Regions from separate parts of the Homo sapiens genome. Here region 1 is linked to region 2. A link is a loop called in an ENCODE intact Hi-C map of the cell type or tissue named here. Cell type or tissue: IMR-90. All regions are shown on one strand. Links, peaks and the distances in the headings refer to the core of each region. The heading gives the core; the rest is flanking DNA.

Region 1 (16,358 bases), core at 4,526-7,025, 69 kb before region 2:
GAAGTCCTTAAGTATTCATACTTTAATATTGTAGCTTTGCATCGACTTAGTATTCTTCAACACTGTTGGAAAAGAGCCAGAGGGAGTGGAGCTGGAAATCCATGCAGTGGGTCCTTGAGGAGAGAAGCAAGGGTGGGAACGGAGCCCAGGTATAGGGGAACCCTCAGACAGGAGGGTACACAATTCACGGCAGCAGGGGTGTGGGTGGGAGAGGATGGGCGGGATGAAGAGAGGATGTTTACAGGGAACATGGAAATTGAAAAATCTGGACGTTAAGAGAATTTCTTTCATGCAGCTGATTTACCCAGCTAATATAAGGTAAAGACAATATTTGAATGAAATTAGAGGTGACAAGATATTATCCAAAATATTTATACATTCATTCATTTGTTCATTAATTCAGCAAACTTTCAATGAGCACTTGCTCTGTGCCAGGCCATGTTCTAGACACTGGAGGCCTAAGAGAGAACAAGAGAGATAAAAGCCTTGCTCTCATGGCGTTGATATTCTAGTTTATATTCTGGTTTATATAAACTGGAATATACACTTATATATTCCAAATATATATTTATATCTTCCAGTTCATATCTAGTTTATTTGCATATAAGCAAACTGAATTTTAAATATTCCAGTTTATATTCTAATTTGTTTATTTGCACATAAACAAACTCAGTTTTAAATATTGGTAAGTATTTTAAGAAAAATAATACGGAGTCCTGGGCAAGAAAGGTTGAAAAGGGAGGAAAATGGCTACTTTTGCTATGATGTCTCAAAAAATCTTTCTGACCAGATGGATGAGCTTGGGTCTGGTAGGAGAGGAACAGCAACAATTGCTGTGTGCCCAAGATGTAAAAATAGTTATCAGTGAAGTTGACACTTGAACCAAGACAGCCAGACACTTTTGGGAAACTTACCTAAAATAATTTTTGTAATATAGACTTCCAAAAAAGTTACCAACAATCACCTAGAACTACCTTACCTAATTTTAAAAAAGTTCTAAATTACATATGCTGATTTCTCTTAAGGTAAATAACTTTGGATGTGGCTTGTAAATTGCATACTACTACCATGTGGGACGGACACAAACAAGGTAAGATGATGTTGGCATACTTCATAATAGAGAGGGGAGATGTAAAGAGTGTTAGTGCTTTGCTGAGCTCATCAAGCTCTGACTTTGTTTCTTGTATTTCTCATCATAGGGTCATTTTTCTTTTCTTTTTTTTTCTTTTTTTTTTTTTTTTTGAGATGGAGTCTCGCTCTGTCACCCAAGCTGGAGTGCAGTGGCTCGATCTCGGCTCACTGCAAGCTCTGCTTCCCGGGGTCACGCCATTCTTCTGCCTCAGCCTCCTGAGTAGCTGGGACTACAGGCGCCCACCACCACGCCTGGCTAATTTTTTTGTATTTTTTTTTTTTTTTAGTAGAGACAGGGTTTCACCATATTAGCCAGGATGGTCTCGATCTCCTGACCTCGTGATCCGCCTGCCTCGGCCTCCCAAAGTGCTGGGATTACAGGCATGAGCCACCGTGCCTGGCCCATTTTTCTTTCTTATCTTTATTTTATCTTGCTCTTTTGTATGTATCTTTGTAACCTCCCTTAAATTATTCTGTGTAAAAGTTGCATGTCTAAATAAAGAGCATACTCTAGAAACTCAGTGATTTTTCTCTTCTGCTTCTTCACTTCTCCGGTCTCCAAATGCTGATGTGGATGTCTGCATCTATCTTGTTGAAGTAAAATTAAAGAACAATGGATTTTTCATATGTTGGCTCTTTTGTAACTTGACTCCCCCAGAAGCTGAGCAGTGAGATTTGGAGGGTGAAGAAAGATATTGTCAGTGAAGATGGTTCTAGCATTATAGGACTTCTTTGAAGTGGAAGAGAAGGTATTTTAGCCAACACTCAGAAGCTTCCAAGAACACCCTTGACATCAGAATTCCCTGAAAATAGGCATCTCAGGAGCATTAAAGAAAAATTTAGGTTATAAAAGGAAGAAGGCATAGCAAGTAGAAAAAAATTACAAAGGCCCCACAAAGATAAAAAGTTGCCTTGCGGATGATGATGGAAGCTTCATCCAGAATCTCTTTCCTAAAATATGAAATTAGTTTAGGTTTTGCCACTCTCAAATTAAAAATACTAATAGCCCATTTCTGCCTATTAAAATGGTGCATATTGAACGGTGTCTATGCTTGTGTTACACACACAATAAATTAAACTTTGACGTATTTCTGCAATTTCTGTTCACTTTTTCATTCGGGAAGCAAGCATTTATTGACATCTCCTATATGCCAGCACTGTGTTAGAATGGAATGGGCTGTATTTATTCAGACAAACCTCATCCCTGTACTAATTGAAGTGTGATATCCTAATGAGTTCTTCTACAATGCTGCTACCTTTCTTAGATCCAGAACAAAAGTAAACCATGGAGTTGGAAGACAAAATACTGATGACAAAATGTATTAATTGTAATTAGGCCCTGGGCACTGGCTGTAAGAGGGAGACATCTCTGGTAGGAAATATCAGGAAGGAAAACCTAATAGTTCTGCCCAGTTGGCCTTCATTATCAATCACTTGGACCTTTCAGTGAGTATGTTTTTCTAATGAGATGAGAGATGCTTGTAAATATTCCAAGATCTTCAGCTACAACATGACTATGTGGGTGGGGCATTGTTATCATTGTGGATGCAAATTTAGAATCTTTTCTAGGCAAAGGTTCTCCACTCCATGAGGTCAGAAGTACCTGCTTGCTAAGCTCCAGAAGGTTATGTCCCATGGACATTTGAACAGAAAGCAACTTTGTAGCACTTGCCCGTGCTTGGTAGGAGGATGTAAGGGGTGTTTTAACGTAAGAACAGAAGGAGCCACCATTATTCCGACTTCCTCCCTTGCCCAGAATTAACTAGAGTTACCTTAAGCAAATCAGCTTTCTTTGTCTGTCCTTGAGATCTCTTTAAAATATCACTTAAAGTTGCAGTCCTGAGGCAAACAGTTAGATGTTCTCTATACATTGCCCAAAAGCCACCTTCTTTCATTCCTACAGTGTCATTCTCTCACTGTACCTGGACATAAGTCCTGAAAAATCATCTGCCAAGTGCCCTGTAAACTGTGGCACTGCTCTCAGATAAAGAAGTAAATGGCATGATTTCTAAGAGTTTAGGGCTGATTTGTCCTTTTCATCTATTCTGACATGATTTAATGTTCCAGAACTTGTAAAGGGAACAGATTTTTTTTTTCTTTTTTTTTTTTGTTGTAAAATTTGTGAATAATTTATCAAGTGACTGAAAGAGCAGTGGCTTTAAATTATTAAAATGCATTTTGGTTTTGAAAGAAGACATTAGAGATGTTTGCCTTGGCCCATTCTTATGCCTTTACACAGCAGCAAGAGATTCCTACAAATTCAGGGAATGGTAAGGTGATTTTCAGTGATTTATGGGGAGACTGAGAAAGAGCCAAAAAAAAGCCAAACAAACAAACGAACAATACAGACAACTTTCATTTATTTAAGACAGAGCTTTTTCCGAAGCAAATAACCTTTTGTTACATCTCCAGAGAAATGACATTTCCTTTCCCTTTTCCTGCTTTGCAAGGACAGCAGATGCGTGGGGGGAGAAACTGAAACAAATGGAAAGTAAGGCAGGCACAGGCTCCTTCACGTTCCTTCTCCATGAGCATCCCTCACCGAGCATGCTGAAGGCATGGCTGTGCTTCCTTCAATTTGTCACACATCAGAGACAGCGCACAGCCTCTGATCTCTAGAGGAAGTTATCCATTCCACTCTGTCTGACCTAAATAATAAATTCTAGGCCGTGCAGCCTGGAATGATTCCTGTCTGTCCCAAAGGACCCTGGTTGGGCCCATGTGCCTTGTGGTATGGGGTGAGACGTCCCACCCAGATCTTGGCCATCTTAGTGACAGAAAGGGAACTGAACGTCAAACCAGGCTGTCTACATCCAGATACATCAGCTCCTACACCCTGCTTTTCCTTGTGCCTCCCCTCTTCTCTTTATTCCCCCTTCACTCTTTGCCAGTAATTTCTCTTCCACACTCTCATCCAAAGGCCGCATGCCCCTCCAAGCCTCTCCCAAATCCTACTGTAAATGGAAAAGGACATTCCATGCTGGTCTTACAAGCAACAAAATCTAGACAGTCATGAGACCAGCCCTTGGCCTGGCCTCAACTTTCCCTATGCTATGTATAAATCCCTGAGAGAAATTCTCTCTGGGATAGGAAATATATTTCACATGGCACAGCTTAGGCAGAGTAAGATAGAAAGCTAAGCGTAGTAGAAGATCTGGCAGAGGTGCCGCAGCGCGGACAGGGAGCTGTGAATCTGCCGATCCCTTATGTTTTTGACACTCTCTTAAACCATTTCTGATTACATCAATCCTACCTGTTTCTCTCATATTTCAATCCCTTGCTCTGAAAAGGAAGCAAAAAGTGATCGTTCTATAAAATGAAATTTTAGTACCCCTATTTTCTTGTTTAGATACTCCCAAATGGGTATCATCATCCTCATTCCTAAGTTTAGAAACGTGCCTATTGTACTAGGTGGCCGGGCTGGAGTCACACTCAGGCTGTGCGATGTTGTTCATTGTACTCGGTCAGGCCCCATCTTCGGGGTGAGTGCAAAATAGCTTGGGAAACTGGGTATGCATTCAATCCATTTTATTTCTTGTTCCTCCTTTTCAGAACAAGGAGTTGGAAGATGAAACACAGTCATGTGCTGCTTGACACCAGGACACATTCTGAGAAATGCTTCATTAGGCGGTGTGGTTGTGTGTGAACACCACAGAGTGTAGTTATACAAACCTAGATGGCATAGCCTACCACACACCTAGGCTCCGTGGTGGAGCCGACTGCTCCTAGGCTAGTGTTACTGTACTGAGTGCTGGAGGCAGCTGTAATACAGTGGTATTTGTGTATCTAAACATAGATGAGGTAAAAATATGGTATTATGGTCCTACGAGACCACCATTGTATTTGTGGTCTGTCAGTAACTTAAATGTTGTTATATGGTGCATGACTATACAGGTAGGGTCTTAGAATGATAAAATTCTGTAAGTGAGCAGAGGCTTGTACCTAATTTAGTTTAATCTACTCTTTTTAATGATAAAACTGGGGCTCTGAGATGCTCAGTGGCTTGAATCCAATGTGCTCTCCATGGGGCTAGTGCTCTTTCCACTGTAGTGAGCCACTGGCATTCTGCGAGCGGGGCACGATGGCGTTCTGGGATGTATATGCAAGAAGTCAGGAAACACTCAAGGTCAGAGGACAGAGGCAGGGGCACTGGCTTTTAAAACAGTTGTGGCAATTTTCATTTCCAAAGATGCTGCAGGGACATCTCATCTCATACACTCTTCGGTCTTCTACCAGCTGGCCACGACTCCCCCAGCACAGGGAGGAGTCTGGGCCCCCTTTTCCTGAACCCGGTATGGACTCATGACTTGCTCATAACCAATGGAATGTGGCAGAAGTGACTCTGCCTGACTCAGGCTGGGTCAGAAAAGGCCAGGCAGCTTTGGCCTAGCTGGATTGGGCAGGCCCTGGAGGAGCCACCTGCCTGAAAACTCGGATTACCCAGAGACCACATGCTGGAGAGGCCCCCAGCTGGAGCTGGTCCTTCTCACGGTCGCTGCCAAGGTGTCAGATAAGGAATGAAGAAGCCATTGTGCACACTGCAAGCCCTGTCATTCCCAGTCATTTGAGACTTCCCAGCTGAGGCCCCAGGCATCATAGAACAGGGGCAAGCCGCCCCCACCCAGGCCAAATTCCACACCCACAGAGTCCATGCCCACAGTAGCATGGTTGTTGTTCAAGTTCCTAAGGTTCATGAGGCTTGTTATTTAACGACTGATAATTAGAGAATAGTAAATGTTTATAATAAAAAATAAAATAGAAATAATAAATGCTTACAAATAACAAAAATAGTTTTATAGTAAGTTAATTTTGAAAGCTTTATTGATATGGGACTAGTTATGTAAATTACGCTAATCCATACAATGGAATACTTTGTAGCCCTTATAGGAATGTGATAGCCCTATACTTATTATGGAAAGAGGGTAAAGAGGCATGACAATTGAAAAAAGCTAGTGGAAAAGTATGTATATTATAATGGTGTTTGTATAATGAAGGCAAAGGAAATTGTGTGTTTGTGTGTGTGTGTTTCTGTCTCGTGGGACATGTATCTACACAAGACATTTCTGAAAGGATACAGGAGAAACGATGAAGTGGTTAACTGGATAGGGGGAATGAGGACTCAGGGAGGGGAAATGTTACATGCCAAGAGAAATTTATTTTTCTTGTTACTGTTTTCCCTACTGTTTGATTTTCTACCACGAGTTTGCTCTATTTTGAAATTAATGCTTCCAAGATGATGAATATTTTATATGCTACCTCCAAAGAGAAAAAAATTCTTTATTGCAGGTGACAGCTGAAGTTGTATATTTTCAACTGTAGCACAAAGACAGTAAAAATTATTTTTTTAATATTTGAGAAAGCCCTTTTACCCCAAATACCAACTTCATTTTCTGCATAGCTCAGTCCAAGGTGTCATTCACAAAATATTAATAATATAAACTATGATGTCATGTGAAGTAGGTGATATTATTGGGGAATTAATTGATGTCATGTGAAGTAGGTGATATTATTGGGGAATGAATCGTGTTTTCTTTCTGTGTCTCTTGACCTCCAGCTAAAGTAGGATAAACAGCATGTTTAACCACGGGCAGAAATTAACTCAGTCACCCAAAGAGAATGGTGATTGGCAAGATGTGGTTTTAGATGACTGAACACTTGAACATGCTAGCTCCTTTCTAGTAAGGACCCATATTGTGTTTTGCAGCCCATAGAGATGCAGAGCTTATCAGTTCCCCGGATTTTAGACATTGCTAGCAAGTGGCATCCACCATTCTGTTCTGCAGAGAATGACACAGTCCATTTAAGAAGAGGTCTTATGCCATGTCTTATATGAAGATACCTGGCATTTGGTGGTGGGGTGCATTCGTGGCTCATTGGTAAGTTAATTGTTATGGTGGAAGAGGGAGTGGAGGAGAAGGCACAGCGTGTGGTCCAGGTAGATGCTGTCCACTGCACATGATCAATGTCAGCCAGAGAGCTGCACAGCTTGGACTCGGCTCTAATTCCTCTCCTTCCACTGATATTCAATCAGGTGCACCTCTATGTAACTAAGGCTTTTATTTTTGGCAACGGTCTCCTATGGGAAACCATAGTTTTTTAAATGATGTGTCACAAATCTGAGCAATCACTTTTCAGTTCTGTGAAATAGCTTCTTTGAGTATAACCACCTATATATTTTAGTAAAACCAATTTGGTAATGTTCCTAACTTACTGTTATTATTATTTGTGTGGCACCTATCAGAGACCCTTGATTGTAGCCACTAATGAAAGCTTGCACAAAGCTATAAAGATTGTTCTGAATTATAATAGCTGTCAACAGTTTTCATCTCAGTAAACCAAAAGCCTATGCTATTTTGTAACTTGTGATGTTCTGTCTTTAAACTATAGCAGACTATAACCAAGCTATATATTCACAGAATTCCCACTTTATATGTCTCCTCATGAGTCCTGTTTTATTTTCTAAGATCTAGTCAAATAAAGAAACCCCAAGCAATCTTTCTGACCCCTGGTATTTGTCTCCTTATATTATTTTCCTGATTTCTTTGACAGGTTCTCTCTACGGCAACCAACACACTTCTATCCACCACAGACAGTTGCCTCATTTTCTCTGACTTATTGGAGCCATTTAACATTTTTGATACCTGCTCCTCAATCTGCCTTCTGGATGTGGGAGGCACCTCACTGTCTCTTCCCCTTTTCAGGAAGCCCCTGTCCTGTCCTATTAGTAATCTCTTTTCTTCTCCCCACCCCAGAAAGGTGGGCACACCCAAAGGACAATCGTTAACCTTCTACTGCATATTTTCTCTCATATGGTGACTTCATTCATTTTCTAATATGTGAATTTTTCCCAAATGGATAACCCCAGCTATAATCTCATTTTAGAATTTTGGCTCTACGATTAGATGATTTTTAAGATGCCTTCCAGCTCTATAAATCTATGATCCTATTATGTCTGACTGCTCACTAGATATTTCTTCTTGAATGTTCCACCATCATCTCAAACTCACCGTGTCTAAGTCCAAACACATTATGTTTCTCACTGGAACATGTGAGGCATATTGAATAGAGCTTAAACAGAAACTGAAGTGCAGTAGATCCAGGACTCAGTTTTGCCTCTCCAGTTCACTACCCCTGGGCTCTTGGGCAATTTGCGAAATCTCCCTGATTTGTGATTTTTTAGTGTAGAAGAATAATTTTTATTTTATAGGGTTTTTATAAGGATTGATGAGCTAAATATAAACTTGATAGGTAAATACTAGAAATACAGTTGACACATAATAATGTTATTCCCTGTCCCATCGCCTCTCATCTTCCTGCTTTCCCTGTCCTTTTCATTCTCCTATTTACCCAGTCTCAAAACGCTAACAGTATTCCTGTATGTCATCCTAACCTAAATAAAATCATGTTTCATAAGACAGTCTTCCAAATGCCTTGAATACCTGTGCTTTATTTTTATTCCCACTGGAACCAACCTCACTGAGCTGTTCCTCTCTTCACACCTGGAATATGGTAATTTTGCAGCTCTCTAACAGCCTTCTACAATAGCCTTCTTGTCTGCAGGACTAATTAATCCTGTGCTCTCTTGCGGGTGTGTTCCTAATTCACCTGTCTGTGTTTTCTATAAAGAATCACTAAATGGTGCCTGACCTAAAATAATGATTTAATGTGATTGTTTCAGCCCCCTTTTTTTTTTTTAAAGTAGGCATACATGACCCCCAGCATGCGTACAGTATTTTCTTAGGCACCTTGGTCTCTATTTTACTGCTGCCTTCTCATGGCTGAGTTAATCCAGTAGATTCACGTGTTGCATGAGGCGTATAAGATCCAGTGCCATGCATCTGTTTGTGCAGGTTCTTCCTTCCGGGAGTACCTTGCCCCTCAGATCGGACCATTTTGGTGTTCGCGGGAAAGCCTCACTGCCTCCATGAATTCTTTTTCAACTGTCGCAGCTGAAGCATCTTTCTCTTTATTTTCATAAACACATTGTATATTTTTGGACTTATTCATTGGGCATTCAAATTCATGAATGCAAGTGCTTTTATACACATAATTCCCACTTCCTAGAAAGTCTTTTCCCCACCTCTTGATCTTCAGAGTTTTTTACTCTTCCAATTTAAGCAGGATAAAATATTTTCTCCTCTTGGAAACCTCTTATGGCCTATGCAATCTTACATTTCTACTGCTTCTCAAGCAGATGTAAGCATTTGGTTTTCTGTGCATTCATCACATTTTTCACACACCTCTCTTATGTTACTTGTTATATTGTAATCACTCTCTCAGTCAGTTTTCCATGTGGCTTCCTAGCAAGCTGGGTTTCTAGTTCTTGTTCATCTTGATACCTTCAACCTTGCTAACACATAGAGAGTGCTTCATAAATATACGTCCCGTGAGATAAAGGGGTGAAGTTGGGGGATTTGTGAGGCCCTATCACGATATGCAAAACATATCAATGAGTGATTCCAGTGACTCCAGAATGACCTATAAATCTCAATAAGAGAGGATGGGACACAAATGACGGACTGGAGAACAATGACGACCTTCCCCTGGATGCTTGCTATCTTCCTTCCTGGTTCTAGAACCACTCACCATCTACAAACCTGTTTATTCCCAGCATGATAGGAAGTTTTATGTTGCAGAAAGATGATGTACTGGATTTGATTTTGTAATACTTTTTGTTTTGTTTAAAAGTCGTTTGCCTTCTGTTAACTTATTAAAATATCCACGAGGTTCATTTTTTGTTTACACTTGGATCAAGTTGGCATTTTAAATTTACTTGTTAGAACAGAAAATGTACAACTCTATTTCTGGATATCATTGGTTGTTTCTTTTTCTTACCCTCCCCCTCCTCTGTAGTTAAGGATTTACCTTGAAATGTCCCCAGCCTGAACACCAAATGACTTCTGTCCTAGAAGGGAATAAGCCAGAAGGAGAAGGAAAAAGTTGGGTTAAGTCTCCTTAGCCCCTAACCACAGGGCTAGAATGCAATGGCAGTGAAATGTACTAATTTATCTTATTTGACATAATTAGAGTTAGGGGCTATTGAACACAGAATGCAAATGTATGCTAAATATGCAAATCAACCACATTTCCCAGATCTGGAGAAGGGGGAAATGTGGTAGCCTTATGTTAGATGGTTCTCTCTTATCTGTGAACACAACTTTTCAGCACTACAAATGCAAGCAACTGCGCAGTCACAGTTGGGGCTGCTAATTTGGAAATCCAGTTTAGGCTGATTTGAAAAGACAACAGCGTTTTTGCAATCACTGGTGTATCCTTTATGAGAGAGCTAGTCATGCCATTTTTTGTTTTCTGAAGACGGCCTTTTTTTCTTTTTTATTATTATTATTTTTTTAAATTTGGGATCTTGCCTAATTCTTTAGTACAAAGCCTGGCCCTAAAACCGTAGAGTAGACATTTACTGGGAGTGTCCCCAGCCTAACCATGTATCAGAGAGGCCTCCTTGACTGGATCCTTGCCCAACTGCAGGGAGCCTAGTCAGCAGGCCTCCTGCCAGCCTCACAGCTCCTCAGCTCCTCCTGAGGGTCCTTCAGCTGCAGTGGGGCTGCATTGTTTGTGCTTCATGCCCCTTCTTGGGGGGCCTGCAATCCTGGAGGCTCATGCTTCCTCCCTCTTCCCTTCCCAGGTGTGGCGCTCCAATAAGTATCTGGAACCCCAGACTCCAATTCAGCATCTGCTTCTGGAAACTGAATTTGTGATACAGATCTTCATTCCCTCACCCAGTGTTTTCCCCATTTTAGGAAATTTTCTTTGTAGTTGGAGATCTCATCCTCTCCTAAATATCCCTGTTAAGTGGATCCAGTAAATTACTTCCCAGTGCTTCATCCCAACTAAAGAATAAATGGTGGCATTTGGGGCACCCAGAGTGCTGTGGGCAACTTGTCTGAGACCCTTTCAAACTATGTCATGTGAGTGACCACAGAGTCGTAAGGTCAGACTTGTAAAAACACTATTTTTTGCTGTGTGTTCCACTATGCTATTAGTCTGGCCAAAAGAGGCAAGGGGCTGGGAATGGAAGTGGGGGTGGGGAGTGTTGTCTTCAGGTTAAAGCAATATCAAACTCCAGTCAGAGACACGGGAAGAAATATGGAGACCCTGCGTGGGGATCAGTTTCAAATTACTATCTGGACTCAGTCAAGGAAATTATGTACAATTACTTGAAATTGGTATGCAACGTCATTTTAAGGAGTAGAATAATATGGCCATTCTACCAGTAATTTGGTTAGTAATTTGGTAGTAATCTCTAGTAATTACTGTAAGTGCTAACCAGTTCATTTTCCAAATCACTTTTCCTTTTGGGCGTTCACTTTATTTTGTACGTTTTAATTGAGTTTTTTTGTAAAATGGCCTAACAATGTTTTACATTCCATGGCCTTAGCCAGGGCTGAGCATGAGAATCCGCAAGCCACTGGGCCCAGTTTTGTTTTCAGCATCTGGATAGTTGCTGCTTAATTCATATGAATCCTCATGTGTTTCCATTACTGTCAGCATCAACTAAGACATTTTTGAGCCCTGAGTATCTTTGTGGTATTATAATAGGGGAAAATAAAATACTGAATTAATCAAAAGATAAGGCCCGTGGAGTTTGTGACCCAGAAGAGATATAGGCACAGACAGAGTGGAGCAATTCTGATGATAGGTTGTAGATGGTCAAGAGAGCCGTGGTGGTTTGTCAGCATGGCAGACGTTTGTGAGTGTGTAGATTTTAATTATTTAAACATTTAATTTTTTAAATTATTTAAAAAATTATTTAATTTCATGTTCTTCCTGGCTTTACAAATTGATTAGAAAAAGCCCAAGAACTGAAAGAGAGAAGGTAGGAAAGAATACAAAGATGAAGGGATATAATGGAATGATCAGCGAAAGTGTTTGGAAGTAAAGGAAGTAAGGAAAAGTGAGGGAGAAGGAGCTTAGTGTGCATCTGGGAAGTGAGCCGATTACACCTCTGGGGCTGGGGGAAGGTTAATTGAAGACAAGAAAGAATGTGCTTGGCAGGTGTCTGAAATGTAACTTTATCTTTCTATGAAATGGAATTCAGAATAGCCCAAATGCCCAAGTCACCATAAAGAAGGTATGATGGTACAATGTATGTTTTTGTTTGTATTTTTTTTGTTTTCCCAAAATGGCTCATGTATGAAGTAAGCTCTTAGAATATCTCCCACTACTATTGCAAATACAAACATAAGAGAAACCTATTTATTAACGCTGAACTAGTCTTATAGATAATTCATTATGCGCTTGCTGAGGATAGCTGTTGCCTGGGAGTTTCTTTATAGTTCTCCTCACAAGAGTTTTAATAGCTGTGCAGCGGAACTTCACACCAAACTTTGTTATTCTCACCCATCATATTTTTATCACAAAAATGTCACTCTGAAAGGAGAAGCTCACTTTCCCAGTACCTTTCCCACTTTATTTCTTGCAAAATGTAATTTGGTTTATGGGCTGCTACTAATAACTTGCAAAGTCTGATTTCTACTTTAAGCCTTCCATTGTAATAACACCTCATCTTATTTTTGAAACACACAGAAACTTTCATAACTCTTTGACTACCTTTAACTCATTGATTTCTGAAAAACTGTGAGGTAGGTCAGTGTGGCTTTTAGCTCATGTATTTGTTCACCCTATTTCTTGGTGTCTTTCAGCTCACCCAGGGCTTTGTAGCATCAGCTGTATGATTTTCATACTTTTACTAAGAATATTTTGTATGTCTTTCTTGTCTAGGTGCCTAGAATGGCTGCCATATAGTAGACGCTCTATAAATATGTGTGAAATAGTAATTAAACCAGAATCAGTGATTTCCATTGTGCTTTGTTTTAGACATTTGTCTCCAAAGAGAATAGCTTACTTACGTTAATTTCATTTATACAAAGTTTCTACCACTGAGCCATGTGAAACAGGACATACTGAAAAATGTTGTTCTAATACTTCTTGTCATCTATATTAAGCAATGATTTCAGCCTGGTGCATGGGCTACTCAATTCCCCTCTGAGGCTTTGATTAGTTCGCTTTTTAACCAGAGTATGCAAAATGAAATACGAAGTACTCAACGCTCAGATCCTTGAATTCTAATCATGCTCTATGACGTACCCATCATAATATCTGCAGAGAATGCTTCAACATCCCAGATCTAAAAGTTGTGGTCAACATTTCCTATGCCAGCTGTGTTAGGACATTTTAGAGAAATAAAACCAATAGGAGATATCTCAATAGAAAGATTAGATAGATAGATAGATAGACAGATAGACACTCTCTATATAGAGATCTACTGGCTCTGTTTATATATGTATCTCTACATATATATCTATATGTACATATGTTGATTTACATACACATGTACAAGAGAGAGATTTATCATAAGAATTAATGGACATGATTATGGAAGCCGAGAAGTTCCAAGATCAGTTGGCAAGGTGGAGACCCAGGAGAGCCACTGGTGTAAGTTTCAGTCCAAGCCTCAGCCTGAAGGCAGAAGACTGATGTCCCAGCCAAAGCCCATCAGGCAGGGAGAGAAAATAATTCCTTACTCAGCCTTTTTGTTCCATTCAGGCTTTCAAAAGATAGGATGAGGCCCATCCACATTAGGGAGGGCAATCTGCATTACTAAATCTACTGATTCAAAAGTTAATCTCATGCAACAATGTTCTCACAGAACACGTTTAACCAGATAGCTAAGCACCCTGTGGCACAATCAAATTGACATACAAAAGTAACAATTACAGCAGCCATCATCAGAGAACTACCGCCAGCCAATATAATTTTTTTTTTTTTGAGATGGAATTTTGATCTCTCGCCCAGGCTGGAGTACAGTAGTGCGATCTCTGCTCACTGCAATCTCCGCCTCCTGGGTTCAAGCGATTCTCCTACCTCGGCCTCCTGAGTAGCTGGAACTACAGGCATGTGCCACCACAGCCAGCTAATTTGTTGTATTTTTAGTAGAGACGGGGTTTCACCATGTTAGCCAGGATGGTCTTGCTCTCCTGACCTATTTTGCCAAAATGGTGAATAAGTTAATGTCAATATGTATATTTGTCAGGGAAAAAGAAAATAAAATGTAAACAATTAGAAACAAGCTTCTAGGCAATGTTCCTATGACCATATGGCTACGCTTAATAGTAATTTACGTTGCTCTAGTCAAGAGTGTTTATTTTAGGTCTTCAGTCTGTTTGAGGAAAAGCTGTTTTGCATGACCCCAGCTTGGAGACTGAGCACAGAGTAAAGTCTAGGATAGGGTAGAGTACTAGTGAATATACTACAGATTTCACCTGAGTATAATGAAGAAAGTGGCCACATCTCCGTTCCAGCCAGCTTCCCATAGGACTTGAAACCTCCAGCTAGGAGATGCTCCAGAGGGATCTGAGGGTCCTGGCTTTTAATAGTTCACATCATACCTATGAGGACTGTCAGAACAAGTTCATGAAGTAAGCATTCCCCTGCTGCCCCTTCCTACAAATAAAGAATGAAGAACTGAGAAGTCAAATGAACTCTTCAGGTGACCACAATTCATTGGTAGCAAAGCTAGGGCCAGACTCCAGTGTGCTTGGTGCTGGGTGCTGCACTGATAAGTTTATTGATACCATGATTTGATTCTCTGTTACCTGAAGACCTCACCTTTTCTTTTACCCTTATTCAAGTGAATATTGCATCTTTTTTTGGGTGGGGGGGTGCAGCTTAGTTCCTGTCAATGACTGCCATCAAAAATGCTGACCGGGAATTTCAGAATTGAACAGTTCAAACCTCCTCTGCAGGTTGAAAAGATGAATCTCACATTTTGCACATCCATCTCTGCAGAATATAGTCATATTCTGCTGCTTTTCACTATGTGGGATATATATCACTTTTAAATGGCGACTGTGGCCTCTTGGCACACTGGGAAGTGATTGGGCAGCTTAACCAGCTTCCCTTGCGTGTGATAGAGAATTCTGAGGCAAAGCCCAGGCTTTCTTTCCCCACAAGGACAGCCATTGCCAATCACGTTTCCTTATTTAAAATTACTCCCTGGAGAAAATTAAGCATCTTTTTGTTTTGCTTCCTTTAACAGTCTGTGGTTTCATGCCCCTCCTGAGCCTTACCTGTCTTGAAAAGCAAAAACCACATCCTTTACCCCTGAAGATCCAGCTGGTGGTATACGGCAACTCCTTCCCTGATGGCATTGTGTTCTGATTCCTTAGAAAGCACCAGGCATGTTTACCTTTTCCTTAAATCTTCAATCTCCGCACATCGTTTTGGGCAGGGCAAGATAAAACTGGGGTGATAGCTCATCCGGGGCCTTGCCAAATACCCTACCATTGGGACATTTATATTAGATATAGATTTCTGCTTAATAGAATAAGCCAGGAAAAATCACACTCCTTGTTGGCGTTCAAAGGATAAACCATAAAAGCCATTAAGAAGTACTGTAAGCATGAGGATGATTAATGGGACTCGAGGTGCTGTCCACTGACTATTTCCAGATAATGTCTTTGAGAGATTCCATTGCCTCTGGTGGCCATTCAGAGCTATTTATTTGCAAGGTGAAATTCTGAGTAATGATGTTTCCTGGGTAGCTCTGACTGACAGCGTTAAGGAGACAGAACTGGATGGCCCTGAACTCAGATCATAAAGGGTTTGCTCTCAGGAGTTGCTAGGATACTTCAGAGGTTGTGCATGGAAAGACAATATGTCTGCCCTCAAATTGCCCCTCCTTCTGTGAGCACTGAGTCTTCTCTTGAGGACCTCCTGGGCTTAAGGTTTATAGGGAAGAAGTGATTGTCAAGAACTATCGATTCCCGACTTCTATGAAACCAGTATGAATTTTTTCCTTCCTTGAATTGGAGTTAGTTTGGACTGGGACAGGAGTGAGCATCCTGAGGGCAATGCCCTCCCAGGACCTGCAAAACTTGTGGTTTGCATTTCTTTTTAAATTGACAGAATATTATGCAAAGTACTTCAAATTGTCCATCATTCTCCAAGTTTCATTTGTTAAAATAGATCCCATCTGCCTTCTTAAGTGCAAACTCTGACAATTATTTTTTAACATCTGGGTTGCAATAATGCAGTTTGTATGTCGATATGGTTGTTGATGCTTGAAAGTCTAACTTAACCTTTCCAGCAAAACAACCAGAGGAACCCAGGCTCTCATCTTGATAAAAGGCACCACCCAGCACGGCCTCTGCTGGAAAGGAGACCTTCAATAAATATTAGATGGGTAGGCTGGGCATGGTGACTCACAC
Region 2 (16,358 bases), core at 8,961-11,460:
TGTCTTGTCTTCTCATTATCTTGGTAGTTTATAGACCTTTAAAAAGGCAACTTTCTGTTCTTAAAAAGAAACAACCATGGAACAAGAGAAATTCTGATCTCAAATTAAGTTACAAAGTGCTAAGAAGGATCTGATGCTGATAGGGTAGATATTTGGAGACTTACTGTTCTATATATCTGTCTCCCCCTTCTCTTCCCTTTATACCTATATTTCTTCCTTAGGATCCCTGGCTCCTGGTAAAGGCTACTTATGGACACTAAAAGTATTCAGATAAATACTCTTTGTGTGTATTCATACAAATGTGTCCCTTTTCAATCCTATAGCTTCTTAGAGTAACAGTAATAACAAATACCACCTTCTGTATGATTACATACCTTCTTATCTATTGCCAAGACTCAGAGAAATCAGGCAGGACTGCATAAGAAATCTTGTGGTCATAATGCAGTATAGGGTAAATTAAGAGAATTATCTTTTAATCAGACAAGTGGATCACTGATAGCTAAAAAACCTTGAGGCAGTTTTGGAAGTGCTATGGCCATGTTACATAAAGTATTCTTTTCTGCTCTATGGAATAATCTTGAGACAGGTCACATGGCTGTTGGAGTGTCTGAAAGGTAAACAGGGATGCCTTTCACATTTTTTTCACCTCTGCCCCTTTGCATCTTCTCTTGCTGTTGCCATTCACTGGGGGTTATTTCACTACTTGTGTTCAAAGGAAACTGTCACCATCCCACTCAGACTGGCAGACTAAGAGTTCAGAAGATAAGAAACCCTTCCTGGCATGAAATGCACTGTGAAATGTATTTGGAAATAAAGTAGTTAATGACAATTGCCATCAAAAACTTGCTCTTTCAAATGCATTTTTCATAGTTTCCAAGCCAACAGGAGCTTGTTTTGTACTGGAATTTCTGATCAGTGGCTAACTGTGTGACAGACAAGCATGCATACTTAAGGGTGTAGAAGCACACAGAAAAGCATACCTGTGCACATAATTATCTGTGTGGAACCCATAACTACCCAGACTCTTCACAGAGATGGACAGGACATACAGTCCATGGAACTGCTACATGCCAACAGTAGCCACGTCTTTGCACCTTGAATAATTGTGGAAACTATTATTCTGAAAGAGTCTGGAAAAGCATACAAAACCCTGAGTGGTTAGGGAGGTAGCGGGGTTCACACATGGACAAAGAGAAAAACACAAGCAAACAAACAAATAAACATCAGCAGGAAAAGCAAGAGTAATTGACTGGGCAGTGACCCCATCGGCCCAGGGGCATATTCCTTAGCTTTGTTTCTAGGACTCCCAACCCAAAGGTGTATTCCCTTCTCTACTGGAACTTTTCCCTTCACTTTGTTAAACTAACAGACATTCTACCAATTAATAATGCATTTAGGTTAATAAGCTTCCCCTGGGAATGCTAAAGGGCTAAGAGTCATTCACACATGGGTGTAAATTTGTTTAATTAGAGTTGTATTTTCAACCCGCCTTCCAAGTGGCAAGCTGAAATCCTTTATATTGAGGAAAGAAGAAAGGCCATTTATTGAATGTCTTATACGTGCCAGACCTGGTTACTTTACAAACTTTATCTCATTAACCTTCACAATAGTTTTCCAAATATATTATTACCTCATTTTCCTCTTGAGAAAATGGAGGCATAGATGGGTTCAAAAATGTGTCCAATATCACCCTGTCAAATGGAGGAGGTGGGATTTAAAACCAGGTCTGTCCTGTTCAAATGGGGCTTTGATGGAAGGAGTGAGGTGGTCTCAAATATCAGGGCAGGCATAGTTGAGGGTTTTCAATTTGGGCGATGGATGCCCTTCAATTGCTGGGTATCTAGAGGCTCATATATAGTTAGGAAGTTAGACTCTAAGTAATGTATTCATCCATGTAATAAACAAATGTGCATTAAATTAGGCTACGTGCCAGGTAATTTTCAAATTGAGGAAAACTTAGAGATGGACAGAAAAGGCAGGTGACTACCATCATGAGGTTCATGATCTAACAAAGGAAGACAGATAATAATCAAATATGTAGATAATTTAAAAGATATTATGAAATCATGATGAAGGGTGGGAATAACAACATAGTAGAGACTGAAGCAGGTAGCATGAAGTGCCCCTTTTGCTTGTGTATCAGAGAAGCCCTCTCTGCTCTGAGACTTTAAAGACAGGAGGCATCTTCCTATGCAAAGACCTACCTGGGAGGCCTTCCAGACACAGAGAAGGGAGCATACAAGGCCTTTAGACAGGTGGATAAACTGAAGGGCTTGTGGTGAAAGAACAGGCAGCAGGAGGAAGTGGTGTGAGATGGGGTCACAGAGGGAGGAATGACAATCACAGAAAGGTGGTTGATTTTTTTGTTGTTGTTATAATTGAAGTTTACAGCCACGGGAAGTTGTTTTTGAAGGTGAATACTCTTATTTTTGGATTAGAAAGACCACAGCTGGGTGGGGAATGTGTGAACACACAGGTTAAACAATAGGGGGGCAGTTGGTGACCTTGCAGAGCCATTTCAGTGGAGAAGCAGAGATGAAGGGATGATGGGGTGTGCTCAAGAGAAGATGGATTGAAAGTAAGTGGAGACAAAGTGTATATAAAATTCTTTTGTGATGTTTTGCTGTGAAACAGAACAAAAAATGAGATGATAAAAAGTGAGGATGAACACAGTGTGACTAACTGTACCGTTACAGTGTCCAAGCGAGAACTGAGGCTGACTTGGCTTAGGAAGGGTAGCAGAGAGGACAGAGGGAAGCAGAGAGATTCTAGGTGCACGTTGGAGCTGCAATGAGCAGAGAAAACTAATGAATTGGATGTGAAGAGAAAAGGAAAGAGCGAAATATCAATGGTGATGATTAACTTTTTGTCTGGAATGGCTTCAATAAATGGCAGTTGCATTCAGTGAGAGAAAGAAAGCCAGAGAAGGAGGACTAGTATTTTTGAAGAGGCATGAGTGATGGTTCAGAACACAAGATTTTTAGATAAAATAAGCTAAAATGAGGAGATCCAGTAAGCATTCAGGGCTGAGATTTAAACTGGAAAGGCTGCAGCATCAGTGAGGGAGGGAAAGTTCAATGAAGGAGAGACGTAGGTAGGAAAGAGTTTCAGGATTGAACCCTACGGCACTCCAGCAATTAGACAGGTGTCCAGCAGGAAGGGACAGGTCAGTGATGAACAGAGCAGGAGCCACCGGTGAGGTAGCAGGCAGAACAAGAGAGTGCATGTCAGAAGACATACAGGCTGCTTTTCTGGAAGATGGCATGGCCATCCGTGTAAATGCTGCGATCATGTGCCACAACACACAGGTTAACCATAGGAGGGGAGTTGGTGATCTTGTGGAGCCATTTCAGTGGAGAGGCAGAGATGAAGGGATGATGGGGTGTGCTCAAGAGAAGATGGATTGAGAGTAAGTGGAGACAAAGCATATATAGAATTCTTTTGTTATGTTTTGCTGTGAAACAGAACAAAAAATATGAGACGATAAATGGAGAAAGCAGTGAGTTAAAGGGAGTGCTTTTGTTTGTTTGTTTGTTTGTTTGTTTTATTTATAAGTGAGGCACCCTAGATGATGTTTGGATGCTGATAGGGATGGTTCCACAGAGAAGCGTATATTGATGATGCTGGGGAAAGACAGGCGATGGCCACAGCAGTGAAGTCCCTAGCAGGCAGGCAAGAGGGTTGGAATCTAGGGTGCAGGAAAAGGTGCTAGCCACCAATAGTGGTTGAGAGACATCAACTTTTTTAGCAAGTGGGAGGAAGGGGTGTGAGGACAGGTGCGGATAGTTTCCTAAATACATTAGTGGGAAGAAGAGGTTGTCCCCCATGCGAAGGCATGTTCTCAAGAGCTTATGAAATGAGGTTCTACTGGGAAGGAAGGGATGGCAAGACGTGTGGAGGTGTGCAGATTTGAGGAAGCTAGGAGAAAAAAATGGAACAGGGACAGGGGAAGAAAACAAGCAAACATACTAGGAAATTATAGCAGGATGGCCAGGTAGACTCAGGTGCCCTCTGAAGTCCTAAAAGTAAGGTAAGGTATTCTTTTGAGATAATTGGCATGCAATATAATCTATGAAGAAATACATTCAAAGATTAAAGTCTGATTTACCACTTACATATATTGTTTAATAACAATGAATATTCATAAAGTGCACTTTGCATGCATTATTTCATTTCATCCTTACAAATACATGAGGTGGATATGATTATAGTCTTCATTTACAAATGAGGTAATTGAGACTTGGAGAAGTGAAGTAAGCTTCATAAGGTCCCACAGCTAGTAAATTAGTCAGAAAGGGTAGAAACCAGTCTACTTAATGACAAAGACTGTGACCTTACACCTCCATGCTGAGCTGCTCCTCAGGTTACAACTGAGCTGTGGGTGTGAACATATGCATGCAGTACTTTTATATAATTAAAAATCTCAGCTGCATATCACAAGTAATGTTAAGGAAAGGGAGGGACTTATTTTTGGTTTTTGTCTGTTTCCCTCCACCATCAGTGTTCCAGTACTGTTTCCTTGGGTCACCAGGGAAGGGAAGAAAGCTGACTGGACCATCCCCTGGGCCAGAACTGCTTTTGCATGTGACAGTGCATGAGTGTGTGCGCGCACACACACACACACACACACTTCACTCTCCTGTCAGCTGTCACAGTTGAAAAGCCTTTCTCTTATATTTCTCCTTGTAATCCATTCACCGCCTCAGAGACTCCTGGTTTCTCAGGGGAATGTCACCGAGTGCAGAGTTTTGCATCTATTTCTAGAAGTTATTCATGCATTTACAAATGGTGGAAAGAAATATGGAACCACTTCTTTTTGTGGGGACACTTGAGAGTACTGATGACTCTGGCAAGCGGTGGGGGGAGGTGGGAGAGGGAGAGTGAGGAGGGCCTATACGATCATGGAGGGCCTTCAAACAGGCTCTCTCCATCTTCCACATTGGAAGGTGGCCCTGCACACCAGCTGTGTAGTCTTAGCTCTAGTGGAGTCCCAGGGAGTGTATCACGGGTGTCTCCAGTCACTGCCCTGAGCCAGGCTTGCTGGTCTGAGGATAGAAAGTAAGCAAGGGAAGGCAAGTAAGAGACAAGACTCCTTTTGTTTATTCTGTGTTTTAATAATTGGCTGATTACGTTCCATTTTTATTTGGTTTCACTGGCAATCAGATAGAGAGCTGTAATATCCACTCACACCTTGTAATTACCATTAATTTCTTCCCTTTACTCTGCAGAGTCAAGACAAGGTTGGCAGAGAAGCCATGGGAGATTGAATCCAACCGAGTGCAATGCATATGCATGAGGCAGGACCCACCAAGGCTCCCAGGAGACATTTAGTGGGGAGGGGTGAGAAGGGGAGGAAGGGGAGGAAAGGAAGAAGGCTGGAAGATGGAAAGAGGGGGGAAGATACCTTGAATTGGAAACAAAGGCAAATGGAAGAAAGTGTCGAAGTCAGCACAACAGCCTTGCTAGCTTAATTACCATAATGATGTAAAATAGTCCAATCAGCAATCTGGGGCTAATCTTTCATGTATTACAGGTCTCTCCTTCGTAGAGCTTCACAGCTTAAATGCATTTTTAATGAAGATATTTGAGGCAAGCGGATAATTTTCCAGTCTTTCCAGGAGGGAATCAGAGCACATTAAATGGGCTGTTTCTCTTCCCTGTAGCTGCCCAGAGTTCTTGCTTTGCCTGGCACATGGAGCTGGTTGTCTTTCAGAATAGGTGGCTCTGGTCTCTGCCCTCCTTCCAGAGGCAGCTGGGGAAGGCATGGATAGGGCTGACATCCAGGGAGAGCTGTGGCTGGTTGAAAGGAGCCTGTGCTCTGCCTTGCCTTGTGCCTAGGGGATGTCTGGATCTCCTTGCTAGAAATGAGAGAGGAAGGGCCCCAGGGACATTCCCCAGCCCTGATGTTATCTCAGCTAGCAGGAGAATCTCAGCTTCGTTCTGCCAGTGTCATGCTAACAGTCCAAACACCACTGGAGATGCATATGAATCTCTTACTTATGACACATACATTTGCATGCTAGAGTCAGCAAAAGAACAGTCCTGGCCTCTTGACCTCACTCCTCTAACCAGAGAAGGCTTTCCTTGTGGTTCCATCACCCAAGGACTCTGTCTATGGTACATTCAAGTGATGCACAATTAGATCCATTGAAAAAGAGCAGTCTTTTTGTTTGATGCCTAATGCTGTATGATGGGGGAAGACTAAAATATCTGGGTTAAACATACATGCTATGTATCTATAATAAGGCCCCCTCTCAGAGGGACAAGTTTTCGGGGAGGAGGTGCGGGGAAAGAAAGTACAAGCTACAGATTGTATATCCTGGTAAGGCAAAAACAGGTTAAAAATCTCTTAGACTGTGGTTTGGGGGAAGCTTTAATTATTCTATTGCTGGTGTTTCCTTCTGTCACCAAACTGCCTGAGATACAGCTTCAACTGTTTAGATATGTGCAGTGAATTCAGCAATTTCTGGAAATTCTGTCTTTACCTTTCTTCCCACCAGCACATCCCATCAAACTCCTTGATTTCCGATGGCACACATCTTCTCCCTGAATGAGGGTAAGGCCAAGGGGCTTGCAGCACTTCACAATATGTTTTTCAAAAACAGAATACACACACACACACACATACACACACACCACATATATATGTGTATATAAACACAAACATAAATATATAAGTCCTTAGTTTTCTTGAAGTTGGAACTTGATCGAATGTCTGTCTAGCTGTTTGTAATACGCCTATCACTGGCCTGCTCAGACACTGGGCAGCCTCACTAAATCTAACCTCAAATACCTACATATGGAATAATAAATGCTTTGGCTTCTTTTCCTTCCTTTGTGGTTGACAGAATGAGAAGGTGGGTAGTAAGATCTTATAGTAATAGGATTATCAGGACTTGCATGTGAAAGCAGGACCCCCATTAACTAGAGGTTAATGACCTTACTTTTACGGGCTCCTAAGAACCCAAGACGGCAGGAAGGAGATTCAAATCCCACACTCCATTTTCTTTTCTTCCTTTCTGGTTTCTTTCATTCATTCATTCATTCATTCATTCATTCATTCATTCATTCAGTTTTTGCTGTGTTAAGGCTATATGTAAGACCCTCTGACGTTTCCAGAGTGAAGATGCAGACAGGGAAGGCACTGGATGGAGATGAGGAATAGAAGCATTCAGAGCCTCCAGCCCCAGGACCCTGGGGGAGAAGGCACATCATTAAAGGAAGCCCTGCCGCATTCTGACTCTAGAGCATCACAAACAGCACAGCAGCCTCCACTTACAAACATGTGTTTTTTAGCGAGCTGTTTGGTTGGTTATCTGGAGAAAAGTATACTTAAAGTGACTTACTGATGATGTCTCTTGTTGTATTTCTTGAGGGAAATATAGATAATTGAGAGAAGAAAAGCAAAACTCCCTCATCCTACAACTCAGAAATAAATATTGATATCATATGTCTAGACAAATATATTGTGTCATAACAAAAAATGGGAGAATCCTGTATAATTATTTGTAATGGCAGCATGTTGAATAGCATTAAAATATTCATTCCTCCCAGTTTTTTAATTTGGCTATGATCTATTGGCCTATCTTCCAGGTTGATAATTCTGTGTCCAACTGCTATTAAATTCATCTATTGGGTTAATGATTTCAGATATTGTGTCTTTTAATTCTGGAATTTCTATGCAATTTTTTAAAAATAAATTCAAACACTCTGTTAAAATTCTTCATTTATATATACATCTATTTCATCCATTTTGTCTCTCTCTCCTTTTTTTTTTTTAACCAAAGTAATCATAGTCATTTAAAGTCTTTGTCTGCTAACTCCAATATAGGTATCATATTATGGTCTGCTTCAATATCTTTTCCCCTGTTCAATTATCAGTCATATTTCCTTGCTTCTAGTGACCTTGTAGTACATACCAGACATTGCATATAAAGGAATCATAAAGCTACAGATATTATTTTTCTCTAGAGATCCCTCCTATTCCTTCTGGTATGCACAAAATTTCTGGCATTAAAAAATACTAGATGTGTGAAAAGGCAAGGAAATATGACTGATAATCCATACATAGCACACAAAATAATAGAAGTAGACCCATATATGGTTCTTTTTTTTTTTTTTCGACTTTGTAACTTTACTTCATCCTCTTCATTTACATAGGGTGTGCCCCAAGTAGAGGGTATTTATTTATTTATTATTATTTTTTATTATACTTTAAGTTTTAGGGTACATGTGCACAACATGCAGGTTTGTTACACATGTATACATGTGCCATTTTGGTGTGCTGCACCCATTAACTTGTCATTTAACATTAGGTATATCTCCTAATGCTATGCCTCCCCCCTCCCCCATATATGGTTCTTATATTGGATTTGGCAGGCAAGGACTTTGAAATAACTATAATTAACACATGTATTAGTAAGGTTCTCCAGAAAACAGAAACAATATGATTTTATATATAATATAATCTGTCTATATATATATATACACTCATATCTATCTATGTGTTTATCTATCTATCTATCATCTATCTATCTATCTATCTAAGAGAGAGAGAGGTTTTAGGGAATTGGCTCACACGGCGAGCAAGACTGGCAAGTCCAAGTCTGCAGGGTGGGCGGCAGGCTGGAGACATGGAAAAAGCTGATGCTGCAGTTCAAGTGCAAAGGCCATGTGCTGACAGCATGCCCTCTTGCGCTAGATCGTGAGTCTTTTGTTTTATTCAGGGGTTCAACTGATTACAGGAAGTCCACCCACGTTACGGAGGGCAGTCGACTTTGCTCAAAGCCCACTGATTTAAATGTGTTGTTGATGTATACAATTAATTACCCCAAATTGAAGAAAAGATAAAATAGAAGAAAATAGAATAAAAAATTGATAAAGTAAATGAAAGGATGGAAAATTTCAATAGAAAATTGAAATCTAGGAAATGAATCAAGGATCTTCTCTACTTCCAGGCTCAGTATTTCTACAGTTGTTTCATCTGTGAATGGTTGGACCCTGGCACCTCTTTTGCTAGTTCCCAGTATAGCCCCAGATTGTCAGTGAGGCTCCATCATGAAGTGTCTGTTCTCAGGTCTGTGGGATTCTATCCAGGTTTATGCTTTCTAAACACGGTCTGTAGCTGTCTATCTCCTCTTCTATCAGATGTCAACTTAGAATGAGTTTCTCCCTTGTACAATGCCATATTGTGGTCACTACTTCATAACGTCTTGGTGATACTTAAAATATTTTGTTTTATTTCTTTAAAGTTTAAGGTTTATATTGTATATTATAAATACTCTTCGCATTGATATATAGACTTCCGTAGCCATAAGTATTTCATCCTGATAAGTACTAGGCTCTTCTTCCATTACATTTTTTTTTTGGCGGGGGAGGGGGGCAGTTACAAGGCACTCATTACAGTCTAAATATATAGATTTATCTAATCCCTCCCTTTTGCCTCTAAAATTTAAATTCAAAGCCCTCCTGGTAAAGCTGAGTTTTCTCCTGCCAAGTTCATTATTCTATTTCAGGGAATTATGAGATGTTCTCTGCCCTTGTTATGAGATCACCTCTGAAGCATAGGCATATATCCAGAAAAACAAACCTTATTTTCCTTTAGTATCAGCTACATAGCCAGCTGTCTGCTTCACACATCCCTTTAAAAATTTTTTTTCCAAAGACAAAAAAAGAAGCCATGAAAACACCTGTGGTCCCAAGTCCTTCAGTTTCATACCTAAGACTACAGGGTCAATAGAGATACAAAGAAAATTTATTTGGAATATTATATTAATAAAATTGTATATACTGGCCTTCACTGGTTTGTAGACTTGAGTTTTAGAGAAATACTCCTTTTTCAGAGTGTATCATCTTCAAAAGTAAAGCACTATCCCAGCAAGCAACACCCCCACCCCAGTCATCTGAAACTCCCTGTGTATGACATGATATTTTTTCTTTAAGATTGAATATGAAAGCCTCAACCATCACATCAAGCCACAGATCAATCATAGCCACCACACAGAGAAAATTACCATTTGGCAACATCCATCATCTTTACAAGTGCTACCCACATCTAACTCCACCTGAGCCATCATTGTTGCCGCTTACTTCTATCTTCAGTGAGGCTGGAAGTCAACAAAAGGGTCTTATTCCCTTTATTGGGAGAGGAGAGGAGAGTAGCACAGAAACGCCTTTCTGAGGGGTAACTGTCTTTCCAATCCTGGATTCCCTTGTTGTCAACTCCCTCTTCACGCCTCATTTTATGAAATCAATAAAGAACTGAAGCTCTTCTTGTTTATTTGTCGACTATACCCTTCTCCCTCTTGTACAACTGATTTTGAAAAAGAAGGATATGGCTGTGGAGAGAAGAGTTGTTATCTCTATCCTAAAATGAACAAGAGAAGCAGGCTACACATCTGTGTTGTATTTGAGTCATGAAAATGCAGTCCCACAACGGACCAAAAACTCTCTCAGAACTCTCGAACGCTGTGATTCTCAGTTTTCTTCTTCTCTCATGAGTAATAGCCTTGTTCCCTGAACACCCAGGTGTCACGTATCTCTTCCTGCTATAAACAAGAAATCTTACCTGCAGTTGGAGGTAAATGCCCACTTCTTGTTTTTGTATAACACATAAAATAAGAATGTTTTTGTACTTAAAAAAGCATTTTAAATGGTTGAAAACAAATCACAAGAAGAATATTTCATAATGCATAAAATCATATAAAATTTAAATTTCAGTGTCTGTAAATAAAGTTTTATTGGTACACAGTCACATTCACTTACATAATGCCTCGGAGATATTTTTAAATGGCAAAATTGAGTATTTGCAACAGAGACCATATGCCCCTCAAAGCCAAAGGATTTATTATCTGGCCCTTTACAAAAACAGTTTGCCAAGCTGTTTCAAAGCAGAAACTGACCTAAGAGAGACTGCTTGTCTATGATCATGTTAAACCACAATGCCATGAAGTTGGAATCAGTATCATCCTACGTGATTTTTCATGCTGCTTAGAAAGCCTCTGAGTCTTTAGTCCAATATTACTCTTATTTCCAGCACAGCTATCGCAAACATGTCCATTTCCTCAAGACTCCAACTTGCCCTTGCCACTTTTCACAGTCCCACCAGCTGATTTCATGTCCTATTTTATGTAGAGAAAAATTAGGCCAATAAGTGTGAACTGCCTCCAGCTGCTGCTTCTTGCCTGCCTTCCTCTGCATCTAGCACCCATCTTATCTTCCTTGTGCACATCTCTGCTTTGCAGCAAGACACATTTCTCTATCTGTGTCTGTTGCATTCTTCTTCAGGATTTCATGCCATCCAGTATCTCTTTCTTCTTCTAGATCTTCAACCTTGACTGGCTTTAATAAATTTTGTCACAACATATAAACATGAGTTTTTGAAGAAAATAAATCAATGAATAAGAATTTTAAAACCATCTCAACCCCATGTCCTCCTTTGGGGACCCTCCTATGGGGGGTCACAATAATCTCCCTCATTCTCCTCACACCTAACCTACTGGAAAGAGTACTCTGTATTCACTCTTCTTAACTGTCACTGTCACTTCTCAACTCACACAAACCTAACATGAAAGGGCATAAAGTATTTTGGGGGAAAATAATCTAAGGTAGACAGGAAGAGTCAGGGCCAAACAGACCTTAAATTCCTTTGCTAAAGACTTCAAACTTAACGCCAAGAGCGAAGGGCACCCATTGAAACATCTCCACACATCTTTAATCTATTATTTTTGTCTGATGTATTACATGTTTGTGTAGCCCCTTCCCATCCTCACGTACTTCACAGGAGGTCCCTGCCATCTGAATTACAGTAGAGAATTCTGCAAATATTCAGCGGGCTGACAGGTCAAGATGCGGAGGAGACTTCTATTCTCATAGCAAGACTTAAAAGTCCAGGTAGGTCATCAAAAAGGGAAAGGCATAATCCGATAGACGTTTTAGAAAGGTGACTCATGGAAGAATGAGAAATGGATTTAATCTGGTGAATTTGGACGCAAAAAGATGAGTTAAGAAACTATTAAAATAGTCCATGTGGGGCAAAGGCTTCAACTTTACAGCAAAGGGTTTTATGGGGGTCACGAAAATCAGGTAAGAAATGAAACTAAGCTCTTTGGGGAAAGATGGCTTTTAAGTTCACAATAAAGACCTCACGGTGATTTACTGTAACTTATTTTTTTTCTAAAGGAGTCATATTCCACTGAGATCAGAACACTTATGAGTGACTGTGTGCTATTGTAGGAAGTGTATTTAGGACCCACTTCATCCACACTAATGAGAACACTTGCCTCTTGTGAGCTGCTTCCACAAGAATCTTCTATTTCATTGGAGTCTGAAGTCTGAAATCCTAATTCCTCCACAGCCCCCCATAGCAAATTCCCATTACAATAAACTCCATGAGGCTATGTGTGATGGTTAATTTTTTACATGTCAACGTGACTGGGTCATGGAGTGCTCAGATTAAACATTATTTTTGAGTGGGTCTGTGAAAGTGTCTCAGGATGAGATTAGCATTTGAATTGGTGGACTGCGGACTCATTAAACTAGAATGCCCTTTTTAATATGAGTAGTCACAATCCAGTCTATTGAGGGCCTGGATAGAACAAAAGGCAGAGGAAGAAGGAATTTGCCCTTCCTCATGTTTTCATTTCTGCCTCACTGCCTGAACTGGGACATCTCATTTCATCAGCTTCTGCCCTTGGGCTGGGATTTACATCATTGGCTCCCCTAATTCTCAGGCCTTTGCACTGGACTGAATTATACCACTGGTTTTCCTGGGGCTCCAGCTTGTACTTGGCAGATTATGAAGTTTCTCAGCCTCCATAACCGTATGAGCCAATTTCTCATAATAAATACATCTCTATCTCTATCTATAATCTCCTATTAGTTCTGTTTCTCTGAAGAACCTTGACTGAAACAGCAGACAATGAGTTCAACTCATCACTCTCCAGTTCCTCGTACATATCACTTGCTACGTAGTAGAATTCAACAGTATTTTGAATGAATGAATGAGCAAAGAAACCTGTGAACTTGGAAGTGACTGCTGTCATTCATCCATCATTCACTAGTTATTTACTAAACACATACTTTGTGATCAGAACTGTTCTAGACATTGGGATTTCAGTGTGAAAAGGATAACTTTGAGGCAACCACTAAAGAGGTGATTGTGAAGGCGATGGACACGTTATTTGAAAAGGTGTTATTAGTGCATGTAAAACGCACACCTATCTCAGACAAGGGTGAGGAATGCTGGCTTCCAAAATGAGATTCCATTTAAGCTGAGGCTGAGGGCAAACAGTAATTATCCCAGGGAAGGTAGGATGGGGGAGAGCAATACACCGGGGGAAGCAGCTGAGATGAGAATTAAGGTAGGAGTTTCACAGGTTAAAGTAGTTCAAGGTTGGCAGAAGGAAGAGCTTACAGAGGCAATGATGAGGGATAAAGCTGGACAAAAAACAGTGGATAAAGGATATCTATAATGAGGGGTTTGGACTTGATGCTGGGGATGCACAGTGCTGCATCTTTAAAGAGGTTCTCTCCAATTAAGATAGAAGTCAGCTAAGAGTGAGATTTAAGATGGGGATACAGAAGAGAGGAGAAGGTTGCTGCTGCAGGCTGTGGCACCGTGGTGCTGATGATGGGGGCTGCTTCTCTTGCATTGGTAGTGTCCATCATGCAGTAAAATGACGGTTATGGTGCTCAGGTTCTACCATTGTGCTGGTACTTCTGCAGAATTAAAGGAACTTTTGTGAACTCATTTTGAAAATTAAACAACCCTCTTAATAAACTCTTTTGACGGAAAAATATGTTGAGACTTCTAATTATCGCTGTAAAGACTGACTTCAGTAATGCTGCCTAGTTATAATTGAGACACTGTTTCCATATATGAGTTCTTTAAAAGAGATATGCAGATGGACATGATCTTTGAGCTGTAAAAAGTCTGAACCAGGATATCCTGAAGATATCATCAAAATATAAAGTTATCTAAAAAAAATGTGTACTGAGTTCACAGAAATTAAATTCAAAAGCAATGAAATTATTAAAAAAGAGAACCTATTTGAATCAAAAGGGAATATTTTATTGATTTTTATTGAGTTTTATTTTAAATTAACTTGAAAGTTTATAAGTTTTACAGAACTGCTCAGTGTTTTCAGGGAGGTCTCATTTAGTAAATCATAGCTGTACAAACCTCAAGTTATAGGACCTCTGTATAGATCTAATTCATCTTGCTTTCAATGAATATTTTTTGAGGACATATTATGTGGAAATCACTGTATTAAGTGCTAGGGAGATACAGAAAAGTACTAGTAAAAGCAGGCTCCTGCCCTCAAGGAGAATTTAAGTTGGTGAGGAAGATATACACAAAATGATAACTAATACCACAATCTATGTAATAACAGAGTAGGAGATGAATTAGTGATAAGATAATCAAGATCATTGTAGTTCCAAAGAGCAGGCAATTAAATGTAGCTGGAAGTAGAATATTTGCTGAGTTCTCAATGTTGGATCCACTTTTAATAGACAGATAAAAGAAGGGAGCAGACCATCTGGTTTTCTGCTTCATCATGCTATTGAAACTACACTTTAAAACATTTCCAATAACCTCCTAATTGCTGTCTCTAATAGTCTTGCCTCAGCTTTCAGTTCATATCCTCTTTGCAGTGCTTGATTTTAAAACTTTCTCCCTCTTGATTCTGTAATGTTAATTTTCTGAGTGTCAACGCTATTTCTTTGGTTCAATTTTCTTCCTCTGTAGGGTAGGTTAGGAGCATTTATCGCAAAAGATTATATCATTCCTTTTTTCTACTTTTTATTGCCACCTGTTGCTCAGGTTCACCTTTCAGACACAGGGAGTAAAATTGAGGAAACTGATCTATACTTTGCAATGCGCAGTGTAAATGTCTTCCTTCTTGGAAGATGGAAGTTTAGTGCTCTTCATCCCTGGCCACTCAGGGAAGGGCCTGGCCATGAATGTGCTCCTTCCCTGTCCCATTTAGTCCTTAATGTTGTGATTCTCTAAGGTTGGGTTAAAAGGACCCCTGAAGAAGCTGGTGCACAGTTAGCAATGAGAAAAGTTAGGCTAAAATGCTGGGGGATCCAGACTGTCCAGGTATTTTATGCTGCAAGCCACTGCGTCTAAGCTGGAGAAATAAACTAAGAGGTACAAGAGATGACCACATCACTGTATATATTAATATAATTTGAGGATAAGCAACACACTGTTCTGCGATTATGTTCATTTAGTCCTGTGAACAAGCTGATGCTCTAATCCGTCTGCCTATTGATGGAGCGCTAGGCTCTTCACACCCATGGATGGTTTTTATGCTTTTAAACTAGGGTATGATTGTGTTGCTGTTTCTGCGTTTGAACCCTTAGTGAGCAGTGACCTTTCCAGTCTCTGAGTGATTAAGGCTCTTATTAATTTCCTGTGGGGTTGCCGACACTCTAAGGCAGCAGGCTGTTGGGGGTTCATTAACATGTGGGGCTCTAATTAGCGGCATAGGATCTGTCTCTGTTCTCACTCCGATATGGAACAAAGCTATAAATATAGACACATAAGAAAAAATACACAAAACCGTAACCGAAAGAAAGAGGTGTTGACATGTCCAGGGCAGATCTTTAAACCAAAACAGCCACTTTCCCGGGGCCTAATCAGGCTCTTCTAGAAAACTGCATCTGGATGGGATGGCACAGTATGGGAGAAAATCTGAGGGGGTCTAGATCAGCCTTGGAAATAATTATTGATTGAGTTATATTGTTAACTCCCTTCTGCACCTGTGATTCAATGAATTGCAACTCTAAAGAAAGGTGAAAAGAATTGAAATCCCTTGATGCTGAGAAGAGAAGTAAGAGGGATTTAATAATAATCGTTATGTCTGGGCAGGATTTTAATGGAGAGAATAATGACCACATTCCCTGTTTCCCAACCTAGAGACGAAATGAGTTCAAATTGCAGCTGGGAGCAGTTTGATTGGTTAATTAATATTTTGGGGGCCCTTACAAGATACTAAACCCTTTGCAAGGAGCTTGTAGGTAGTTAGTGCACAGCTCTTGGGGGGCACCTAAAAATGTGCCAGATGTTGCTTATGAAATTCTCTGACACTGACAGTGAACCGATCAGGTTAGGCTTCAGGAAGCATTCTGCAAATTGTTACACACTGGACTGAATGCCCAAGAAGGGGATGTGTTATCCCCACCCACCCAGCACCTGAAGATCTTTATAAACAGGAAAGAAATTCATTAAACTGAGGTCAAGGAGCTGGCCTGAACTGAGAGGGAGAATGGGCGGTATAAAGACTCAGCCCTTAATATGGTAACAGGAAACCCTTTTCCTTCCTCTACCCTTAGGTGCTATGCGTTTGAGG

Evidence for each region. Peaks named below come from ENCODE experiments on the same cell type or tissue, not always from the same donor. Only the 100,000 strongest peaks of a DNase experiment are listed, where the experiment ranks them.
Region 1: it touches region 2 in a loop (5-fold over the local background); 2 of 110 quality-filtered maps call a loop at or near these places.

Annotation. Positions count from the first base shown.
Region 1 is chr11:132,875,741-132,892,098 of GRCh38, reverse strand. All of the region lies in intron 2 of OPCML (opioid binding protein/cell adhesion molecule like), which reads left to right. Among named protein-coding and RNA genes, the nearest start is that of OPCML-IT1, 480 kb to the left of the region's middle. RefSeq lists an enhancer at 5,528-6,034. In IMR-90, for the core only: no CTCF peak of the experiment used is centred there; a DNase peak (open chromatin) is centred at 5,518.
Region 2 is chr11:132,810,776-132,827,133 of GRCh38, reverse strand. The region is part of intron 2 of OPCML (opioid binding protein/cell adhesion molecule like); the gene reads left to right. Among named protein-coding and RNA genes, the nearest start is that of NTM-IT, 530 kb to the right of the region's middle. In IMR-90, for the core only: no CTCF peak of the experiment used is centred there; no DNase peak of the experiment used is centred there; H3K27me3 peaks cover 213 bases.